Linked DNA regions of Homo sapiens: region 2 is linked to region 1. Evidence: read pairs that join two places in POLR2A ChIA-PET (ENCODE). Cell type or tissue: IMR-90. All regions are shown on one strand. Links, peaks and the distances in the headings refer to the core of each region. The heading gives the core; the rest is flanking DNA.

Evidence for each region. Peaks named below come from ENCODE experiments on the same cell type or tissue, not always from the same donor. Only the 100,000 strongest peaks of a DNase experiment are listed, where the experiment ranks them.
Region 2: POLR2A ChIA-PET joins it to region 1 with 10 read pairs; 1 of 35 experiments calls an interaction of 5 or more read pairs at or near these places.

The regions. Positions count from the first base shown.
Region 1 is chr4:55,488,248-55,496,677 of GRCh38, reverse strand. CLOCK (clock circadian regulator) reads left to right here. Exons shown (of 23, transcript NM_004898.4): 3 at 7,213-7,304. Among named protein-coding and RNA genes, the nearest start is that of CLOCK, 54 kb to the left of the region's middle. In IMR-90, for the core only: no CTCF peak of the experiment used is centred there; a DNase peak (open chromatin) is centred at 5,017.
Region 2 is chr4:55,925,298-55,933,727 of GRCh38, reverse strand. The region is part of intron 3 of EXOC1-AS1 (EXOC1 antisense RNA 1); the gene reads left to right. Among named protein-coding and RNA genes, the nearest start is that of EXOC1-AS1, 18 kb to the left of the region's middle. In IMR-90, for the core only: no CTCF peak of the experiment used is centred there; a DNase peak (open chromatin) is centred at 1,677; H3K27ac peaks cover 676 bases.

The DNA of each region.
Region 1 (8,430 bases), core at 286-8,285:
TCTTCAGAAGCCTTAGAGCCCTGAACAAGTTTTTCATTATTTGCATTATATGTGTTTGTGTTAGTAAATACTGTAAATTGGAATTTTAAAAAGTTTTTATAGTCAGCACAACTTGAACTATATTAAAGTGGTAAGCAATCATTACATTTTGCCACAGAATAGCTTATCAATATGATAAGTGTATAAAGGACTCAGTGGTCAAAAGGAAGGCTAGAGTTTAGAGAAACATGAAAAAGAATGAAGCATTTCTCATAGAAGGTAATTAACAACATAACCAATCATTGACTGTCACTATGTTTAGTCTTCCCGACCATGTCAAATAAACTTGCTTTACTCCCTTGTGCCTTTACTAGGAAGAGAAACTGAGGCTCCAACAAAGATTATGAGCTGGCACAGTTTTTTTTTTCTTTTTAAAGACCCAACATAAATAAGTTAGAGCTATATTGTCAGTTTTTTTGTTTTTGTTTTTTGATTGTTTCTTTTTTTTTTGAGACGACCTCTCGCTCTGTCACCTAGGATGGAGTGCTGTGGAGCAATCTTGGCTCAATGCAACCTCCACCTCCCGGGTTCAAGCGATTCTCCTGCCTTAGCCTCCCAAGTAGTTGGGATTACAGGCGCCTGCCACCACGCCCGGCTAATTTTTGTATTTTTAGTAGAGACGGGGTTTCACCATGTTGGCCAGGCTGGTCTTGAACTCCTGACCTCAGGTGATCCACCCACCTTGACCTCCCAAAGTGCTGGGATTACAGGTGTGAGCCACTGCGCCCAGCAGTTTTTTTGTTTTTTTAAAAAAAGTTTGTGTTTTTTGTCTTTTTGCATCAGGTGGATCACATGCTATCCCAGTTTGTGAGAGAGGGCTTAGATGCTTAAAATTGAGGATACGGAGGGTCTTTTGGATATTAGTAATGGTGAATTCTGGGGTAACACTAGCAGAATGAGTGGGAGGTGGGGTGGAACACAAAATTGTTGCAGAAGAGATCAAGGAACTCACTGGCCAGTTTTGGGGGATCATTTTGTGTACATTGAAATTCAAAAGAGGTATTGGAGAGGGTCACACCCTTCGTGGAGTGAAGGGGCTTATCCTGGGGTTTGTGAATGACTACAATAAGGAGGGGATAATAGCTGATGTAGTCTGGTGGCATGAGAGTCAAAGCTAAGGTTTTAGGGAGGGAGAGAATAATTCAGAAATGACAGTGAGTTACAAGGAAGTTCACCCCACCAACAGGGCTTGGTCATCTGAGATATGGGAGAGTAAATATATTTTATCTCACATGAGAGAGAAGCCATTGTTTGAAAGGGCTGGAGTTAGAGCAGAACTCCCAGAGGGGAGAGAGGTTACAGCTGGGAGCAAGTAAGGTGAAGAGTGTGCAACAACAATACTGAGGAAATAGGATATTTTAACGACGATGTGTACCATGAGTTCCAGAAGACACTGCGAAAGGATTTCGGGAATTGGGGGAGGAAGAGAAAAGGGGTCAGTGTAGGGACATACAGAGTATATAGGGATGAAAGTATATAGGGATGGGGGATGACTTGGGAGTCTTGGGCATTTCTTGTTGACTGATGTAAAAAGAATGGAGGGCATAATGGGATTCTCTTTGATGATCTCCTATGCAGGTTGCTGTAAATACTGAAAGGGAAGTGTTGGTGAGAGCCAGGTTTATCGAGAGAAACCGGATTCTGTATAGTTTTCTGTTGCTACCATACAAATAACCACAAACTTAATGGCTTAAGACAATACAAATTTATTGTTTTACAGTTCTGCAGCTCAGAAGGCCAACACAAATCTCACTGACCTGAACCCAAGGTGTCAGCGGGCTGCATTTCTCTCTGGAGGCTTCAGGAGAAAATCTGTTTCCTTGTTTTTTCCAGCTTGTAGAGGCTACCTGAATTCCTTGGCTTGTGGCCACCTTCTTTCACTTTCAAAGCCAGCAACTTTGCATCTTTTTAAAAGAATTATCATTTCAGTAGGTTTTTGGGGAACAGGGGGTGTTTGGTTACATGGATAAGTTCTTTAGTGGTGATTTCTGAGATTTTGGTGCACCCATCACCTGAGCACTGTTCCCAATGTATGGTCTTTTATCCCTCATCCCCCCTCCTATCCTTCCCTTCTCCCCGAGTCCCCATGGTCCATTGTATCATTCTTATGCCTTTAACTTGCCATCTTTTTGACCGTTCTTTCTGATATATCAAACCACAGCTAGGAAAGGTCCTTTCCTCTTAAGAACTCACGTGATTATTTTGGACCCACTTGGATAATGCAGGATAATCTCCACATCTCAAGATCCTTATCCTTAATCACATCTGCAGTGTCCTTTTTTGCCATGTGACATAACATCTTCATAAGGTCCAGGGAAGAGGGAATGGACATTCTTCGGAGGCTGTTATTCTGCCTACCACAGGGCTCCCTCTTTCTTCCTGCTGGTGTCAGGATGAAGGCCAGGTGTAGAGTCGTATAGCTTCAGGTTTATGGTACCTGATTACATGTGAAATTCATTCTGAGGCTTGTGCTCTCCCTCCACCTTCAGGTTTTATGTGGGGCTTACTTGGGGCTGAGGACAGATGTAGGCCTTAGTCTTATCTCTGAAAAGGGGATAAGGTGCTCCTATACTCTGTGGGCAAGATCAGTCTGTTATATGAATACAAAGCTCAGACATTACTTGAAAAATATATATTAGTTGAATCGTTGGAATAGTATTGTCCCACTAAGAGAACTGTATTAATTTTTTAGTTTTTGTTTATTTAATGAGGTTTAGTGAATATCTTACATCTTGACATTCAGCAGGCTAGAGTTATAGTGTCAGTTGATGTTTGTCTTGAGCCAGAATCCTCTCTGGTTTTAAGAGGTCTGGTTCATAAAACTGGTTTGGGATGTGGTTCTTATTCTTACAGGTCAGTTTTCAAATTTAAATTGATTGTAGAGATAGCTGTAAAACCAAATATGTGTTTTATTTTGCCAATATCTTATATCGGTTGTAGAGGTGGCTAATACATTCAATATTGAATAAATTGAGAACCACTGTTTAATTTCATTTTTTCCTCGTACATTAAACAACGAATCTAAAAAGTATTAAATATTTGGGCCTTTCTTTGCAAGTTAAAATAGTTTTTCTCTTAGAAATAATTACTGTTTCAGTTATAATACAAAATCAGTAATCTGCAGAAGCAAGTTAGAATTTTTCATAAGTGGTAATAAAAGTAGTTAAGGTTTGTTCCTTAGGTTTTGTATTATACCGGTCAATTAAATTTCAGCACTACTTTTAATTAATGTTAATAGATCCGTCAGTTCCCGAAATACCTGTGGTATCAGAATTAACAAACCTAAATTCCAAAGTAGGTCAGTGGGTCAGTAGGTTATTAGGTTAGGGAAAAACTGTAGTTTTAATTTTTAAAATTCAAATTCCTGAGTTAGCCATTTTTAATTAATAATTTTAAAATTATTAACTAGATGAAACTTTGTTTTCTTTAAATGGCTAGAAAAATAGTCTCTGTTAAGTTTTTGTTCTCTGGAATAGATAACAGGTTGTGTTTTATCTTATTTGCCTCCTCATGTATAGCTAGGCCTCTAGTATTGGACAATTAAAAGAAAAAGAAAAAAAATGCAGCACTTAAGCTTTCTGATTATAAAAGTAATGCATGTTCATGGGAGAAATTTTAGAAAGTACTAAAGAAAGAACAAAAAACACCATCCATAAACTACCTAGGAGCAATCACAGTTGATACTTTTGCTATATTCAGGTTTATGTCTGATATATTTTCATGCCACTGTTAATGCAGTTAGACATTTAAATTTGTTCTAGCTTTACTGTTTTTATTTTATTTTATTTTTTTTAGAGACAGAATCTCGCTCTGTCACCCAGGTCAGAGTGCAGTGGCGCTATCTCGGCTCACTGCAACCTCCGCTTCCTGGGTTCAAGCGATTCTCCTGCCTCACCCTCCCGAGTAACTGGGATTACAGGCGTGTGCCACCATGCCCAGCTAATTTTTATATTTGTAGTAGAGATGGGGTTTCACCATATTAGCCAGGCTGTTTTTGAACTCATGACCTCAAGTGATCTACCCACCTTAGCCTCCCAAAGTGCTAGGATTACAGGCATGAGCCACTGTGACTGGCCTAGCTTTATTATTTTTAATAATATCTCAATGAATATAAAAGTTTAGATGCATCTTTGATTATTTTATTATTTCTCAAAGTGAAATTACTGAGTCAAAGGGCATAATTTTCAAACCAATTTATTTTTTAAGAAAGAGAAATTCCTCCTTTTCTTGGTTTATAAATTCCTTCTATTCCTAGTTTGTTGAATGGCGTTTTTTTTTTTTATCATGAATAGGTGTTGGATTTTGTTAAATGCTTTTTCTGCATCAATTGAGATCCCTCATACGATTTTTATCCTTGGTTTTGTTGATGTGGTGTAGCACATGGATTGGTTTTATTAATATATGTTGAACCTTGCTCAAATCCCAGGGATAAATACCACCTGGTCATGTGGTATAATCCTTTTAATTTACTGTTGCGTTTGGATTGGTAGTATTTTGTTGAGAATTTTTCATCAATATGCATAAGGAATATTGGTCTATAGTTTTTTTCTTATGGTGTCTTTGGCTTTGATATCAGCATAATGCTGGCTTCATAAAGAGTTTGAAAATGTTCCCTTTTCAGTTTGTTGGAAGCATTTGAGGGGGATTGGTATTAATTCTTTCAGTGTTTGGTAGAATTCTTCAGTGAAGTCATGTATATGGTCCTGGCTTTTCTTCATTGGGAAGTTTTTGATTCAATATAATTACAAGTTATATGTGTCTGCTCAGATTTTCTTTTTTTATTTTATCATTCTGACTTACTGATTAATTTGTCTATTCTTAAAAAAACTATGTACTCTCTTGTAAAGTCATCTGTGCTGTTGCATGCAGTCTTCTCTTTGTTGTATAGCATTCCATTATATGAATACCACATTTTGTTTATCCATTGTACTGTCAATGAACATCTGGATTGTTTATAGTTTTAGACCATTATGAATAAATCTGCTGTGAACTCTGTTCACATTTTTCTATTCATGATTCAGCCTTCGTGGTAGATGGCATATTTCTAGGAATTTATCCATTTTTTCTAGGTTATCTAATTTGTTGGTGTATATTTATTGAGTTGTCTCAAAAAAATACTTTTTTATTTCTGTGACATCAGTTGTAATTTCTCCTTTTATTTCTGATTTTGAGTCTTCTCTTATTCCTAGTGTAGCTAAAGATTTGTCAATTTTGTTAGTCTTTTCAAAGAAACAACTCTTAGTTTTGTTGATTTTTTTTTTTTCCTATTCACTGTTTTATTTCTACTCTAATCATATTTCCTTCCTTCTGCTCTCTATGGGCTTTGTTCTTCTTTTTCTAGTTCTTTGAGGTATAAAGTTGCATTGTTTGAGATCTTTCCTTTTTTTTTTTTTTTTTTTTTTTTAGCACACCTGCAGGAATCTTTCTTCATTTTTAATGCAGTCATTGACTGAAATAAGATTCCCTGTCAGAACACTTTTGCTGCATCCCATACATTTTGGTATGTTGTGTTTTCGTTTGTCTCAAGATGTTTTCTAATTTCTCTTTTGATGTCTTCCTTGACTCTTTGGTTATTCAACAGTGTGTTTAAATTTCATCTGCTTATGAATTTTCTAGTTTTCCTTCTGACATTTCACTGTGATCAGAGAAGATATTTAGTATAATTCAACCTTAAATTTGTTAAAACTTGTTCTGTGCCCTATTAGGTGATCTGTCCTAGAGAACGTTCTCTGTGTACTTGAGAATAATGTGTATTCTGCTGTTGTTGGGTGGAATGTTTTGTGTATGTCTGTTAGGTCCATTTGGTCTATACAGTTGGCCTTCTGCATCTGAAGGTTCCACGTCTGTGGATTCAACCAACTGTGGATAAAAATATTCAGAGAATAAAACCATTTACAAATAATACAAATTTAAGAAACCAATATAGTATAACACCTATTTACATCACATTTACATTGTATTATGCATTATAAGTAATCTAGAGATGATTTAAAGTATAGGGGAGGAGGCACATAGGTTATAGGCAAATACTACATCATTTTATATAAGGGACTTAAGCATCTGCAGATTTTGGTATTAATATTTGGTGGGGGGTCCTGGAACCAGTCCATGTCAGATAACAAAGGATGACTGTACTGATACACTGTTTAAATCTATGCTTTCCTTCTTGATTTCTCTTGGATTATCTGTCCATTATTGAAAGTGGGGTATTGACATCTCCTGCTACTATTGTATCTGCTGTTTCTCCCTTCAGTTCTATTGATGTTTGCTTAATATATTTGGGTCCTCTGATGTTGGGTGTATATATATATATATTTATAATTGCTATATTTTCCTAATGAATTGACTCTTATTACTATATAATGTCCTTCTTTGTCTCTTGTATTTGACTTTACATCTATTTTATCTAAGTATGGTCACTTATACTCTTTAGGCTGCCATTTGCATGGGATATATTTTTCCATTCTTTCACTTTCAGCTTCTGTTCTTAAATCTGAGGTGAATCTTGGAGACAACATGCAGTTGGATCTTTCTTTTTTTTTTTAAATCCATTCAGCCACTCCATGTATTTTGATTGAGGAGTTTAATCCATTTACGTTTAAAGTGATTACTGATAGAGAAGGGCTTGCTGTCTTTCTTGTAGTGCTGTTGTCCCTCTTTTCCTTTCCTCCTGTTTTTCTCTGTGTTTCTTTCTTTCTTTCTTTATTTTTTGTAGTTGTGCTTTGACTCCCCTCTCATTTTCTTGTGTCAGTCCTCACATGTGATTACCATGGGGCTTATATATAAAAACACCTTATAGTTAAAACAGTCTGTCTTAAGCGTATAACAATCTAACTTCAATTGCATATAAAAATGTAACTTTCTTACTCTTCCCTTGTTATTGATGTCACAATGTTATCCTTTTATGTTGTATACTCATTAACATTTTTATAGTTACAGTTTTTTAATACTTTTATCTTTTAACTTCTGTACCAGAATTAAGTGATTGTTTTAGTTTATTCATGTTTTAAGTTATTTTGTTTTCTTTTAGAAACAATTTATAGAATTTAAAATTGGTTATATACATTTTTGTGACAGTTCTAAATTTTATTTTTAAAAATTATTTTAAAACCCTTTTAATGATAAACTTCTATGTAAGTTGAATAAATCTAACATTTTTTCTTGTTTAAACAGAATTCTGAGACTTATGGTTGGTCATATAGAAGAGTACCTTGAACCTATAGTTTCCTGAAGAATCAGTTTAAAAGATCCAAGGAGTACAAAAGGTAAAGAAAGGTGCATCTTAGAATGCATCGTAAAATGATATTTTTCCAGAAAAATAAAAGAATTCATCAACTATTTTGACACACTAATTTAAGGAAAGTTTAATTTAAAAAAATTTTTGTGTGTTAATTTACCACCAAACGTAGTACCAGCTATGTTCCGATAATTACTTTAGATACTGGGGATTCAGTGATGAACAAGACAGAAGCTGTCCCTGCTGTCATGAGAACCGCCTTCTAGAAGAAGAATAATACACAAGTGAGAAACACAAATAATACACAAGTGAGAAATTTGTGGTTTGTACTGTGCAGAGAATTAAAATGGATAAATGGATAGTGTAAGGCTGGGCACTGTAAGGCTTGTGCCTGTAATCCTAGCAGTTTGGGAGGCTGAGGTGGGAGGATTGTGTAAGCCTAGAAGTTTGATACCAGCCTGGGCAACATAGTGAGACCCCATCTCCACCAAAAATTTAGAAATTAGCTGGGCATGATGACGTATGCCTGTGATCCCAGCTACTTGGGAGGCTGAGGCAGGAGGACTTGAGCCTAGGAGGTTGACGCTACAGTGAGCTGTGATTGTGTCACTGCATTCCAGCCTGGGAGACAGAGTGAGACCTTGTCTTACGTGTACAAAAAAAAGGATAATGTGGTAGAGACTGGTGACTGCTTTCATTAGGCAGTCAGAGATAGCCTAATTGAAAAAGGGGAATTTTAATTGAGATCGGAATGGCAAAAGGAGCCAGCTGTGTGAAGATCTGAGAGAAGAGCTTTATAGATAGTGAGAACAAGAAAGACAATGAAATGTTTGAGGAACATAAAGAGCATAATGTGACTGGAATACAGTAAATGATGGGGAGAATATATGGAGATCAGGTTGGGGGAAAAAACTGGGAGAGAAGCAAATTTACAGAAGAAAGTTAAGTGTTCTGTTTTAAGTATATGACATTTTGGACACCTTTAAAATCTGTAGAAATGTCTAAAAAGCAGTTGGATATCTGACTGCATTTGACAATCTATTCTAGGGGTGTGGATTTGGGAGTCATTGGCATGTAGAAGTGTGATTTATCTAGGAAGTGTATACAGATTTAGAAGGATTCAGCCCTGGCACATGCCAGTATTAATTAGAGGA
Region 2 (8,430 bases), core at 271-8,270, 440 kb before region 1:
GCTAAGAATTTTCCGGAAGTGAATCAAGGCACAAATCTTCCGATAAAAGTTTGCACCATCTAACTAAGGAGAGCAGGTTAAACATACACAGTTATTTCAGCTCTCTCCCTCCTTCACTCCCCTAAAACTACAATAAAGGGCTTATTTATTTATTTGACAGAGTCTTGCTCTGTCGCTCAGGCTGCAGTGCAGTGGCACAATCTCTGCAACCTGCCTGCTCCTGGGCTCAAGTGATTCTCCTGCCTCAGCCTCCCGAGTAGCTGGGACCACAGGAGTGTGCCACCATGACTGGCTAATTTTTGTATTTTTTGTAGAGATGGGGTTTCACCATGTTGCCCAAGCTAGTCTCCAACTCCTGGGCTCCAGTGAGTCACCTGCCTCAGCCTCCCAAAGTGCTGGGATTACAGGCATGAGACACCACACCCGGCCAATAAAGGAATTTTTAAGGTGCTTTTTAAAAACCATCAGGTCAAAGAGATTGTAGAGAAGACAATATCAATACAATTTGAGGACTGCATAGCAGAAGGACAGCTGGAAACTGACTTAGCTCAGAAAATTTTGAATCTCATCCAGCAGTGGGAAAAGCTCAGGAGCAACCTAACGACTCTGTAGAAACCTCAAAAGGCACAGGTGGCACCAGGTAGCTCTGGAAGTGGAAATGAAGTGGGGCTAAAAGCAGCAGGATTGTCTCCGGTGGAGTGTTTCCCACCGTCTTCTGCTGTAGAGAATCGTGAGCTGGTTCCATGCAGTTTCACCTTAGGCATGGGTGGATGCTTTCCTTCCCCACCTTCACGACTTCTGCAGGTGCCCCCAGCAGGAAGGATCCATGGCAGGCTGAGCAAACTCTCTGGGCACAGACAGGCATTATTCATGCCGGACATCAACAAGCTCTTTTCTGGCTGCTATCAATGTGGTCTTCTCTAGGGAACAATAAGAAAGATAGATGATGACGCTCCTAGACACTGTGATAGAAATGCGTAGGCTAACTTGTCTCCCCAGACTAACCTGTCTTCCAGCAGCTCCTTGGCATTTGCTTGCTCAGGGTGTGGGGTGTGAAAGGCAGGAATTTCCTGGGCCAGAGCTGATTCCATCAGTGCATGGCCCAGCTGATTCCAACCTGACTTATGCTGATTCCATCAGTGTATCTGGTCCCTTCCCTACTTTTCCTCCTTGTATTAGTTTCCTCAAGCTGCTGTTAACAATGATCACAAATGGGCTGGGCACAGTGGTTCATGCCTGAAATCCCAGCAGTTTGGGAGGCTGAGGTGGGAGGACTGCTTAAGCCCAAGAGTTCGAGACCAGCCTGGGCAATAAAATAGGAACCTATCTCTACAAAATAAAAAAGAATTAGCCAGGTGTGGTGGCACATGCCTGTAGTCCCAGCTACTCAGGAGGCTTGGGCAGGAGGAGAGCTTGAGCCCAGGAGGTTGAGGCTTCAGTGAGCTGTGATCAAGCCACTGCACCCCACCCTGGGACTTTAAAGTTTATCTCTAAATACCTCAGAATATCACCTCATTTGGAAATAAGGTCATTGCAGCTTTAATTTGTTAAGATGAGGTCATACTGGAGTAGAGTGGGCCCCTAATCCAATATGACCGGTATCCTTATAAAAAGAACACCACCATGTAAAGAGATAGAGGGAAGATCATGCAAACACAGGGAGAATGTCATCTACTAGGAATGCCAAAATTGCCAGCAAACCACCAGAAGCCAGGAGAAAGGCATGGAACAGATTCTCCCTCACAGCCCTCAGAAAGAATCAACCCTGATAACACATTGATCTCAGAAAGCAAGCCTCCAGAAATGTATTGTTTCACAATACATTTCTGTTGGTTAAGCCGCCCTGGCAATCTGATACATATATGCTTAAATACCCGTTAAGGCCACAGAATAAATATTTTAGGAATTCAGAAAAGAAAAAGACGCTCTGAAGACCTTCAGAGGAAGGTCTGATATGAAGACCTCAGCATAAAACTGAGCTACTTCTCAGTTTTATGGAGTAGATAAGACTTGGAGTTGGACCTTGAAATGACTAGAACTTGGATGCATAAAGAAGAGGAAGCAAGAGATGTGGGGATGGAAGAAAGGGAGGAGAGGAGATAACAGGATGGGAAAAAATGATAGGGAAGAATGTTTTTCTCAATAATAAATACAGCCATCTGATGGGGCCAGGGACAAGCAGAATGGCATAGATAATGACAAGACTGAAAATAAAAAGTGAAGTCAGATGACTAAAGGACCCACCAAATATTAGATTTCAGAGCTTGAATTTTATCCAATATGTAATGGAGAATTATTGACCTTTTAAAGCTGGAAAATGACATGAAGAAATTAGTTTGCGGGAAATATATCTGGGTAGTAGAAGCATGGAATGGTGAATAGTGACTGGTGCAGAAAACAATGTTATCTAGGACAAGAGTCAGAAGATTTTTTTAATGACATGATAAAGGTCTGAAGGAAACGTGCAAAATATTACAAAGGAAGAATGGGCAGGGCTTAGTGAGGGAAGGGCCTCTGTGAGTGGAGGGGAAGGAATCCAGATAAACATCAAGGTTTAGAGTTTCAGAGACTGAAGACCCTGAGATGGCATAATCAGGAAGCTATCTTGTTGGTGTGGCAGAGGGGCTGGAAAGGGACAGGGGACCAATAGTAAGTTTGGTTTGTGATATAAGGTGCTGAAGGTGATATAACAGCAATGTCTGGGATATAGTTGGGTGTGTGCACATAATATGTAACAGAAATTAACAGAGAGAAATCAAGTTCCTTTTTCTTAGGTTTCTTCTCTGTATTTTTAAGACAGTCTGTGTATTTGGATGTTGTTTACTGTAGTCACTGATGATCCTGTTTCTCCCATTAGACTGTGAGCTCTTTAAGGGACAAAACAGCTTCTTTGTACCCATAACCGAAGCAGACTATCTGGCCTTAATAGAAGATCAGGAAATGTGAATTGAATTGAATCGCACTGCACTGAAGTAAATGAATCAAGCCTTCTGACACAAAGTCCAGTATTCTCTCCAGTATAACACAGTTGCTTCCCTGTAGTGACTAGGCCAGAGATGAATCTAAAATGTCAGTGTTACTGCCAGCTAATTCAGGGCCTTTTATTTAAGCAGCAGGGACTCAATTTCCCTATTCCATAGGTGTACGGTTTGACTGGCAACCTGATTACTTGGCAGGTAAAGAAAATGGTTACAATAGTTCCAGCCTGTCTGGAGCCTTGTAGTGGAGCCTCTGTAGTACCTTGGCTACAAAAGACACTCAAGCTGTGTAAATGATCAGATGTTATGAGAAGCTATTCTTTAGTAGCAGAGACACTGGAAAATTATATCAAGAAAGGGTCCCTTTTAAAAGCACAGCGCTGAAGCATCTTGATGATGTAGCAGTTTGTGTGTCTACAACAACAGCAGACATTTTCATTTCATAATGATAGCGCAAGGAATTATACCTTTTAATCACTTTTTGGTGTCAGTAAGAAATAGAGGTAGAGGTTCACGACCTTTGTATGAATCAAAGACTTGATGAACACTACTATATTAAAAACAACAGGCTGGGCACAGTGGCTTAGGCATTTTGGGAAGCCAAGACAGGTAGATTGCTTGAGCCCAGGAGATCGAGACAAGCCTGGGCAACATAGAGAGATTCCATCCCTACATAAAATAAAAAAATTATTAGGCTAGTGCAAAAGTAATTGCGGTTTTGCTATTTTAATGGCAAAAACCGCAGTTACTTTTGCACCAACCTAAAAGCTGTGTGCAGCTGCTTGGGAGGCTGAGGTGGGAGGATCACCTGAGCCTGGGGAGGTTGAGGCTACAGTGAGCCAGGATTGTGCCACTGCACTTCAGCCTGGGCAATAGAGAGCGACCCTATGTAAAAAAATAAAATCAATAAAAATATTAGAACAACAAGCCTGCTTCACGTCAAAAGGTCTATGATCAAAAGACAAAGAATAAGCCAGGAAAATATTTGCAACTAATATCGTAAACCTAATATAGAAAGAGATCCTATAAATTGACAGTAAAATGACTAACAAATAGTAGAATAAATTAGAAAAATAATTTAACAGTAGGCACAAGTATGAAAATATAATTTGCCAAATGGCTCTTTACCATAAGAAGAGACTCAAACTCACTGGAAATAAGAGGCATATAAATGAAAACTAAGTGAGATGTGAAGGGTGAGTAGGTAGCCAAGTGAAAGAAGGATGGAGACAGACAAGAAGCTAAGAGACTAATAAACTAATCATAGCCATTGTGTATTACTGGGTTCTAGTGAGTGCTGCTTTACACAATTCATGTTTTACAAGTACCATTTCATTTAATCTCCATAAGAGGCCTAAAAGTAGGAAGTATTGGTTTCACAATGTTACAGGTGGGATTAAGTAATTTACCAGAAATCACGAAGTAAATCATAGAGCCTTGACTTGAACTCAGGAAGTTAACACAATTCTGGGAATATAGCAGGCTGCCAAGAAAGGGAGCTCCGAAGGACAATGACCAAATATGGAAATATTCAGACAAAGATCAATTAAACTTTGTGGAGACATAGAGTTATCAGAGTCCTAAAAGTTCAATTAGACCAACCTCCAACATAGAACACAGACTTCCTCTGCAACCTCTCCAACAGATGGCCATCCCAGCTGCCACCTAAACAAGTCCAATGACAAAAGAGAGTGCTCTACTTGTTAAAGCAGCTCATTGCATTGCTGAACGTCTTTGCTGGAAAAAGTCTTCTTTATATGAAGCTAAAATCTGTTTCTCCATAAGTATGAGCAATTTGTTCCAAGCAATCAAAAGAAAATGAATTTTTTGTCTCATGCATGTGATAACTCTTCAGAACAAATAACCCAGATCCTTCCATTTTTGCTCACTTGACATGGTCTCCAAGCCCATCCCTTATCTGGCTAACCCCTCTGGAGTAGAAACAGTCTAGTTTCTCGGTTTTTTTATTAAAATGTATTCCCAGAAATGATTGTGTTAGATTATGGCTGAGTATTGAGATATGCTTATTTCTCTTACTATACCTGCACAGCACACTCAATGTATATCAAACAGTCTATTACTGTAATCACCCAATGGGTTCATCCTTGCTTCTTCCACTGCACAGGCAAAACCAATTCACTGAGACCAGGGTATTGCAGTAAAGAAAGAGTTTACGTAATGCAAGGCAGCTGAGTGAAGGACTAGAGTTATCACTCAAATCAGTCTTCCAGAGAACTCAGAGGCTAGGATTTTTATGGAAAATTTCAGGGGCAGGGGCCTAGGGAATTGGTGCTGCTGATGGGTTGGGGATAAAGTCATAAGGGTGTGGAAACAGTCCTCATGTGCTGATTCTGCCTCTGAGTGGGGGCCACAAGACCAGCTGAGTAATAATTCATGGGTCTGGGTGGGGTCAATTGGTTTCCAGAATGCTAAAGTCTGAGAAACATCTCAAAAGACCAATCTTAGGTTCTATAATAGTGATGTTATCTACAGGAGCAAATGGGGAAGTGACAAATCTTCTGACCTCTGGCTACATGACTCCTGAACAGTAAGGGATTATAGAAACTATGTCTATATTTTAGGAGAATGTAGGCCCTTCCCAAAATCCTAATCTTGTGGCCTTTCATTAGTCTTATAAAGGCAGTTTCAGCCCCCCAACAAGGAGGGAATCCGTTTTAGAGAAGGACTATTATCATCCTTGCTTCATAGTTAAACTGTAAACTAAATTCATCACATGGTTAGCCTGGCCTATGCCCAGGAGTGAGTGAGTACAGCCAGCCCATGAGTCTACAAGCAAGATAGAGTCAGCCATGCTAAATTTCTCTTGCTGTCATAATCTTTGTAAGGGCAGTTTCAGCATTACATTAGCCTTTTTAGCATATGAATCACATATGCTCCAGTGAAGAACTATTACTGGAAAGGGGTCCCGATCCAAACCCCAAGAAAGGGTTCTTGGATCTCATGCAAGAAAGAATTTAGGGTGAGTCCATAGATTAAAGTGAGGCCGAGTTTATTAAGAAAGTAAAGGAATAAAAGAATGGCTACTCCATAGGCAGAGCAGGCCCAAGGGCTGCTGGTTGCCCATTTTTCTGGTTATTTCTTGATTATATGCTAAACAAAAGGTGGATTATTCATGCCTCCCCTTTTTAAATAATACAGGGTAACTTCTTGATGTTGCTGTGGCATTTGTAAACTGTCATGACACTGGTGGGAGTGCAGCAGTGAGGACGACCAGAGGTCACTCTCGTGGTCATCTTGGTTTTGGTGGGTTTTGGCTGGCTTCTTTACTGCAACCTGTTTTATCAGCAAGGTCTTTATGACCTGTATCTTCGCTGACCTCCTATCTCATCCTGTGACATAGATGCCTTAACCATCTGGGAATGCAGCCCAGTAGGTTTCAGCCTCATTTTACCCAGTTCCTATTTAAGATGGAGTTGCTCTGGTTCACACACCTCTGACAGAACCATGCACAGTCTTCTTTCAATGGCTGATAGGTTTTTAATACCTGTATTTATTTATGTTATTCTGAATGCAAATATAAAGTTTCTGGAGCAGAGAACAAAGTTATTATAATTCATGTCAATAACTATCAGTTCCCTTGCCCCAACCCCCTAGAGTGATATGATGAAAGCCAGATGTCCTCTTATATGTACTAGGTTCTGTACTGCAGGAGAGAAAGCCCCCCTCAAAATTATGAATCTGAGAGCTTATATACGAGAGGGTCAGCTTTCTCTTTTCCCCTTCTGAGAAAGGCAGAGAAACCTCTGCTTTCTAGTGTACACCAATTTTGCTGGGGAAGCAAAGGGAAAGGTCTGGGCTTCTTACCTTTTGGAATGCAAATAAGTGTCTGGGGGAAGATAAGAGAAGCTTCTCCTCATTTACAGCTCTTGGGATGTTTTCTTGGTTGCAGGTTTTACCCCCTCCCACCCTGCTCCTCTGAAGTGTAAACACAGACCTCTGGGGAGACAAATCTCTCTACAGTTGTCTCATTACCTATTCAGTCATAGTCATAATTTAACTTCTAAAGCTTGTTCTTTAATCTGGACTCCAGAAAAACTTGCTCAGAAAGTCCTAACTGTGCAGAAACATGAAAATACTCACTTGTTGACTTGGGCTTGATACAGGTCTATTTCCTAGGTCCAGGCTGGCTTGCCCACTTGTTTCTTGTCTCTCTCTCTCTCAAGGGAGGAGGATCCCCAAAGAACCCACAGCAAAAAAGACAGGTTTAAACACCTGGTAGGGCCAGAGGGCAGAGGCTGGGTCATAGCAGTACTGGTCAAGTGAGAGCTCTCCTGCTCTCCATCAGCAATTCAGGGAGGGGAAGAATGGAAGTGGGCATGATTAGAGTAAAGAACGTGACCGTGACCACCTCCCTTTTCTTCTCTGCTGGCAGCAGGCCCAAGCTGGAGAAGGATGAGAATATTGATCATAAGCTGTGTTTAAAGATTTGGTTATAAAATGGAACTAGATATTTTAATTTCTGATTAAGGGCTTGTTTTACAACAGAGAAACCAGAAAAGTCATGGATTTTGCCTGAGTTATTATCCAGGAGCAAGGGGAAGAATTGGATGTGAGGATATAAAATTTTTTTTTTTTGAGATGGAGTCTTGCTCTGTTGCCCAGCTGTAGTGCAGTGGCGCAATCTCGGCTCACTGCAAGCTCTGCCTCCCGGGTTCACGCCATTGTCCTGCCTCAGCCTCCCGAGTAGCTGGGACTACAGGTGCCTGCCACCATGCCCAGCTAATTTTTGTATTTTTAGCAGAGATGGGGTTTCACCTTGTTAGCCAGGATGGTCTTGATCTCCTGACCTCGTGATCCGCCTGCCTCAGCCTCCCAAAGGGCTGGGATTACAGGCGTGAGCCACCGCGCCCGGCTGAGGATATAAAATTCATGTTTTGAGCCATTCTGAGTGAAACAATACTTGTGAGAGGCGTTCGAAGCAGAGCAACCCCATCTTGAACAGGGATTGAGTAAAATAAGGCTGAGACCTACTGGGCTGCCTTCACAGGAGGCTGGGTATTCTAAGTCACATGGTGAGATTGGAGGTTGGCACAAGATACAGGTCACAAAGACCCTGCTGATAACAGCAGTTAGCAGTAAAGAAGCCGGCTGAATCCCACCAAAACCAAGATCGCAAGGAGAATGACCTCTGATCACCTTTACTGCTCATCATACGCTAATTAGAATGCATTAGCATGCTAAAAGACATTCTCACCAGCACCATGACAGTTTACAAATGCCATGGCAATGTTAGGAAGTCATCCCATATGGTCTAAAAAGGGGAGGAACCCTTGGTTCCAGGAATTACTCACCCCTTTCCTGGAAAACTAATGAATAATCCACCCCTTGTTTACCATATAATCAAGAAGGAACTAACAATAAGTACAAGCAGCTGAACAGCCCATGGCGCTGCTCTGCTATGGAGTAGCCATTCTTTATTCCTTTACTTTCT